Linked DNA regions of Homo sapiens: region 1 is linked to region 2. A link is a loop called in an ENCODE intact Hi-C map of the cell type or tissue named here. Cell type or tissue: heart left ventricle. All regions are shown on one strand. Each heading gives the region's core, and the rest is flanking DNA. Links, peaks and the distances in the headings are about the cores only. Region 1 has its middle 8.8 kb from the start of DKFZp451B082. Region 2 has its middle 8.0 kb from the start of CAHM.

What was found. A loop is a pair of places that touch in the nucleus more often than their neighbours do. Peaks named below come from ENCODE experiments on the same cell type or tissue, not always from the same donor. Only the 100,000 strongest peaks of a DNase experiment are listed, where the experiment ranks them.
Region 1: it touches region 2 in a loop (2.9-fold over the local background); 39 of 110 quality-filtered maps call a loop at or near these places.

The regions. Positions count from the first base shown.
Region 1 is chr6:163,354,364-163,357,271 of GRCh38, reverse strand. No RefSeq gene overlaps it. Among named protein-coding and RNA genes, the nearest start is that of DKFZp451B082, 8.8 kb to the right of the region's middle. In heart left ventricle, for the core only: no CTCF peak of the experiment used is centred there; DNase peaks (open chromatin) are centred at 681, 1,631 and 2,021; H3K4me3 peaks cover 881 bases; H3K27ac peaks cover 1,843 bases.
Region 2 is chr6:163,404,536-163,407,443 of GRCh38, reverse strand. No RefSeq gene overlaps it. Among named protein-coding and RNA genes, the nearest start is that of CAHM, 8.0 kb to the left of the region's middle. RefSeq lists enhancers at 1,080-1,269, 1,500-1,679, 1,690-1,759. In heart left ventricle, for the core only: no CTCF peak of the experiment used is centred there; DNase peaks (open chromatin) are centred at 1,443, 2,400 and 2,707; H3K4me3 peaks cover 1,028 bases; H3K27ac peaks cover 2,500 bases.

The DNA of each region.
Region 1 (2,908 bases), core at 181-2,680, 50 kb after region 2:
GTGAGTGTCTGTGTGTGGGAGTGTTTACTGTGAGAGTGCATGAGTGTCTGTGTGTGTTTATGTGTGTGAGTGTATGAGGGTGTCTCTGTGTGTGTTTTTGTGTGTGTATGTCTGCGAGTGTGTGTTTATGTGTCTGTGCATGAGTGTCTCTGTGTGTATGTTTATGTGCGTGTGTTATGTTTTTATGTGTGTGTTTATGCGTGTTTATGTATATGTTAGTCTGTATGTGTGTGATGATGTCTGTGAATGTGTGATTGTGTGTATGTAGTTATGTATTTGTGTGTGTGTTAGTGTGTATATCTATGGTGTATGAATGTGATTTTGTGCGTGAGAGTGTGTATGTGTGTTTTTATGTGGTTTTGTGGGTGTGAGTGTGTATGTGTGTTTTTATGTGGTTTTGTGTGTGTGAGTGTGTGTGTGTGTGATTATGGGAGTGTGTGATGATGCATGCAAGTGTGTGATATGTAGGAGTGTGTGTTTATGTGTTTGCGTGTGCGCGTGTGTGTGTCTGTGTGTGTGTGAGCATGTGTTTCTGTGTGTGTGCACACAAGTGCTGTGTGTATGTAGAGAAACAGTTCCCAGCTGGCTCTACCCTAGAGGCCTGGGGAGGAGGGTGGCACCGGGCGGGGAGCAGGAGGGGGCGGGGCCAAGCAGGAGGGGGCGGGGCCAACCCGGAGGCGATTCTAAGTCTGCAGCTTCCGATCCAGTGCAGGCCCGCGGGGAACTCCTGCCTGTGTGCAACACTGTGGCCTTCCTTGGCAGCAAGTTTGTGAATCATACCCACATCTGTGCTTCACGTTTCTCCCTCCCATTTCAAGCATGGTCACTTAGCCCCTCCAGGAACCTCAACTTTCTAATCTGTATAAGGGCGACAAATTACAAATATGAATATTGAAGGACGTGGGAATGTGCCTGGAGGGGCCTTGTTGGTGTAAAGCACTTGAACGTCACAGAGTTTCTCTCCCCAGGGTCCAGCAGTGCCTATGACATTTTTAAACAATGCACGTGCCACATACATAGCTGCACAATACAGCGTGTTTCTACTTTTCTCTGAAACTGAAGGAATAAGAGGAGAAAGGAAAAGAATGCGGTGTTTAACTTTCTGCAAAGTCACAGGCTGTCTCCGCTGTTCACAAGCTGCTGTTTCGTGGGGAGTTGACCTTTCAGCTCCCTGGGTTATCCATGGCTTTGATCAATCTCTGGAAGTTCACTTATTGGCTTTAAATTGATCTATTGATTTAATAAAAGTCACATATCATCATCCCTGGTTCAGGACAAAGCACTCAATTTGTCTCCAGTTTGGCAAATATCATCAATAATAGATGTTTTGCTGATTCTGTTGGGTGACTAATTTCCATGGCATGCTCACAGGAAACTTGTTCCTGTCACAGTCCAGTCTCTCTGCACAGAACTTACAACCACGGCCTGTCGGCTGGATCCTGTCTGCTTAGATCCCTCATCACTCGGTCTGACTATCACCTGAGTCCCTTTTCTTAAGAATGACGAGGCCAGCTGCAACCCGTGATGGGAGAGGTGGGAGTAGGGGTTGGCGGAGTGGAATTGGGGTGCAGCTGCAGGCCTGCTCTCCCCAGTCTCCATTCCCTGCAGTCCCCAGTGGCTGGCTGAATAAGCCTCCCCCTGAGAGGCTGGCGGGGTTGCTGGGAAGCGGTGGAAATGAGGTCATCAGCAAGTGTGGATTCACTTCCTCTGGACTTTTGCAGCCAAGCAGGCAAAAAAAAAAAAAAAAAAAAAAAAAAGAAGAAGAAGAAGAAGAAGAAAAAGAAGAAGAAGAAAAAGAAGAAGAAGAAAAAGCTGAATGTCCAGCTGAAGGGCGTCTGAATGCTCTCCGTGATCTTCTTTCTTCTTGCTAACACAGCACAGCCTACACAGCCACACGCAGATGCGTGTGCAAACCAGTACTTCTGCACACATGAATGCCTGCACAGGCTTCCCTCAGTCTGTCCCCTACCCGGTCCTCCCACGCTGTTGGAGTGAGTGGCCAGGAGGCAGAATGCCAGCAGGTCTGGAGGAGTTATCAGCATTTGCTGTTTCTGAACATTTAGCCCCACATTTCAGAGTTTTGTCCACAGCTCCTGCCAGGGGCCGGCCAGGCTGGGAGCCTCCATGCCAACTCTGCATGTCCTTTGGGGAAATGAGAGTCAGCCTGCCGAAAATCGAAAAGGGAAATGAATCTAGCAAGCTGCATTCCTTTCTTCACCCCTTTATATACCACATGCCACCCCCGTTGGGCACCGTCTAGACCCTTTAGTGTCTCTGCTAATGAGTAGACAGTTTCTCCTGTGTCTGGCACATGTCTTCTGCAAACCACAGAGAGGAGATACACGGAGCAAGTGTCTGATCTTCCTCCTCTTCCCCCAGCATTGGGTAGCACCAGTTCAAAGAAAAGCACAGCATTTCCTTCATCATGACTTTGTGAGGGCAAGTACACCTCCTGGAGACACTTCCTCAAAAGTGACATCTCCATTCCTAAAACGCTGACCGACATTAATCCCACGTAAAGCTCTAGTGCCTTAGAAGAGATCATGTACCGACATCTCCTATTTTTTCCTTAAGGTTTTAGTCTTCTATGTGTAAAGGAAGACTACGTCTCTTAATAATTAATTATGATCGCTATTTAAAGCATTTGTAGCTATAATCAGAAACCTTAGCCTTGTCACCATTTTCCAAAGAGAGCTCCATTATTATACATTCTGATGCCCGCTAGTCTGAAAGAAGCTCAAGGAAAAAGGAATGCAATGTTTTGTCAGTCTTTATTTAAGCTCCATAACAAATTTTTACTCTGAAAAAAATTTGTTTAGTTATTGTATAGAGTTGCTGATATTCCTCAGATTCCTATGCAAATTGCATAAGATGGGCGAGGCCCGTTCTTACAGACACGTGCAGCCTT
Region 2 (2,908 bases), core at 248-2,747:
CTGAGTCAGGTAGGTCACTTGAGGTCAGGAGTTTGAGACCAGCCTGGCCAATATGGCGAAACCCCATCTCTACCAAAAAATACAAAAATTAGCCAGGTGTGGTGGCGTACGCCTATAATCCCAGCTACTAGGGAAGCTGAGGCACAAGAATGGCTTGAACCCAGGAGATGGAGGTTGCAGTGAGCTGAGCTCACACCACTGCACTCCAGCCTGGGCAACAGAGCAAGATCCTGTCTCAAAAAAAAAAAAAAAAAGATTAAAAGCAATTATTTGTAGCACTGAGATTCAAGCAGTACACACCAGTACAGCCTTTTCAGTTTTTAAATTTTGAAAGATTCCCACACCACTCAGTGAGCAGTCACTGCTCTGAGCCATACTACCCAGGCCCTCTTCCGGAGCCCCGGGACCCCCCTAACCCAGCAACCAAAGGCAAGATGCCTGGCACCCTGACCCCATCAGGGCTGGCAGACACTGATCATTTATGCCTGTGCTGGACCAACTGTTACAACTTTTTGATTATTACTTCTGTTTGTATGGGCTTCTTTGCATATTTAGAAAATTATTTTATTTCATATCTTTATGTCCATTAATCCTGGGCTTATGAGTTTTTACTAAATGTAATGAAAGTGGATAGTTTTTTGTCTAAGATACATGTAGGTTCTTTGGGTATATATCCAAATTTAGAAAGGTTTATACAAATGACATTTATCCAGTGGCAATGAAATACCAAAGGCTTCAGTTTTGCTTTCTATTTTCCATAAATAATATGTTAAAAAAACAGGTTGCTGCCAGAGATGAAAAGTGATTCATTCTCCTCCTTATGATAAACTCTGTATTTCACACAAAGAAATATCTCTGTTCTGTTCTTCCCCAGTCCTGTGTAGCCATTTGCGTTCCTTTGCTGAGCTGTACAAGTAATACTGATGATGCTAGCATTTATTATTTCCTAGTTATTCTGTCTAAGCCAATCTGTAAAATGTGTTACAGTTACATTTTATAGATCTTCAAGGACCACCAACTTGATTAACTGACATTAATGACACTGTATTTTTCTCAGTATCCATTGGTAGTGAGCATCCTTTTGAGTTGGAAAGAAAATGTGGCATAGTGAAATGAGCAGCTGTTTTTATTTAACAGTTTTAAAATGCGTGCCCTATATTGATAGTGTGAGCTGGGAATTAAGCAGCCGTGAGAAACTGAAAGCTAAAGCTGTGATCGACAGAGGGACGTGGCCCTGCTCCTGCCTCTGTCCTTTCTGTGTCCAGGTGAAGCTGTTAAAGGAGCAGAAAGAATGTGAGGGGATCAGGAACGCAAACTTAAATGTGAATCAGGAAGGAGAAGAAGGGCTTGCATGCGAGGAGTTCAAAGACAGTCTTGTAAACTCTCCCATCAGCTGACCTGCCAGCAGCGAGCCGCCTTCTCCTCCAGTTCCTCTCTGGGTGCCTGGCTGTTGGTGGCAGAGGCAGCAGGCCCTGCTCTGTGCCAGGTCCTTGACCTCTGTAGACCGACAGCCAGACTTGACCTTCTCCTCCCCCTCAGCTCACCAGATTTCAGCTTTTCAGTCAGTCCCATGCCTGATTTCATGAAGGCACACTGGCACTTCATCAGATGGCCCCAGCCAGGCCCTGCCTCTGTGTTTGGGAAGAGGGAGCAGACACAAGTCTCAGACTGTAAGTGGCAGGCTGGCCTGGCGTCAGGGCCACTCAGCACCCAGGCCGGTGCGGGAAGGAGGCCTTTCATCTCTAGGCTCAGACAACTGGTTTGGGGCCTTTTAATAAGTACTTCCTTCTGCACTGAAATATGAAATAATAATACCTTAGCCCCACAGCATAACTATGTGCCAAGACTATAGAAACGCTTCTCACAGATAATGCAGAGGAACGGTCCTGAAACAAGGACGGAAAGTCCTGAAACATTTTTCCTGAAGAATTTGCTGGTCCTCCGAGGCAGCTGCAGAGCAGGAGGATCCAGAAAAGTCACTGAAGAGGTCCCAGGTTCAAATCTCGACCCTGTCACTTGCTAAAAGCAACGTAAACTCTCTGCACCTCTCTTTTCTTGCCTGTAAGGTAAGGTGGTGCAGCATAAGGATGTTAGGATGGCATGGGTGCCTCACTGCATGCCTGGGACATGGTAAGCTTTCAATAAATAGCATCATTTTAAGAATTGAAAAGGAGGCCTGGATAGGGCTCCAGTTCGTACACACGTATTTTGGGATGTGTGCAATCTCTCTACGTTGAAATTTTCTCCACAAAGCTCAAAAGTATTCAGTCATCAGTTTTCTGCTGCTTCCTATTGCACAAACCGTTTCCTGTTCCCAGGACTGCTGACACTAGGACGTAAAGGGACAAACAGCCTGATGAAAAGGAGCCTCAGTCCTGGGCTGGCCCCATTGTCAGCAGCAACAACACTTGCTCTAAAGCTGGCCAGGGGTCGCCACCAAGACCCAGTGTTGAAAGCCACTGTGTCATTGCAGGACCAAGTGGAAAAGGAGAGGCTGCCTCCCTCCTGCGCCTGCCCTAGAAACAGTGGGCCTGGCAGTTAGTGGAGGGAGCTTAGGAGATCCCGTCTTCCGGAAGGTCCAGGAGCTCACCACGCCTGTTAGATTCCATGATGATATTCTAGCACAGAGAGTTGTGGGCTAACCCAGGGTTTAAACTGTGATGTCCAAGCAACTGTTGGGCTGCATTATGCCAGCTCAAGGGCTTTCTCCAATCCCTGCCCCGAGGTGGCCACCGCAGCAGTGTAGGAGAGTGAAGGAGCCAGAAGGGGGTCTGCCCCACCTGCCCACTCAGCAAACCATGCTTTTGGCTTACTTCACTAGATACTTGGAAAGCAATAGCAACAAGCTTTAATCAGATACCATGGGAAAACATAGCCCTTATTTTGAATCACCTAAAATCTGAAAGTG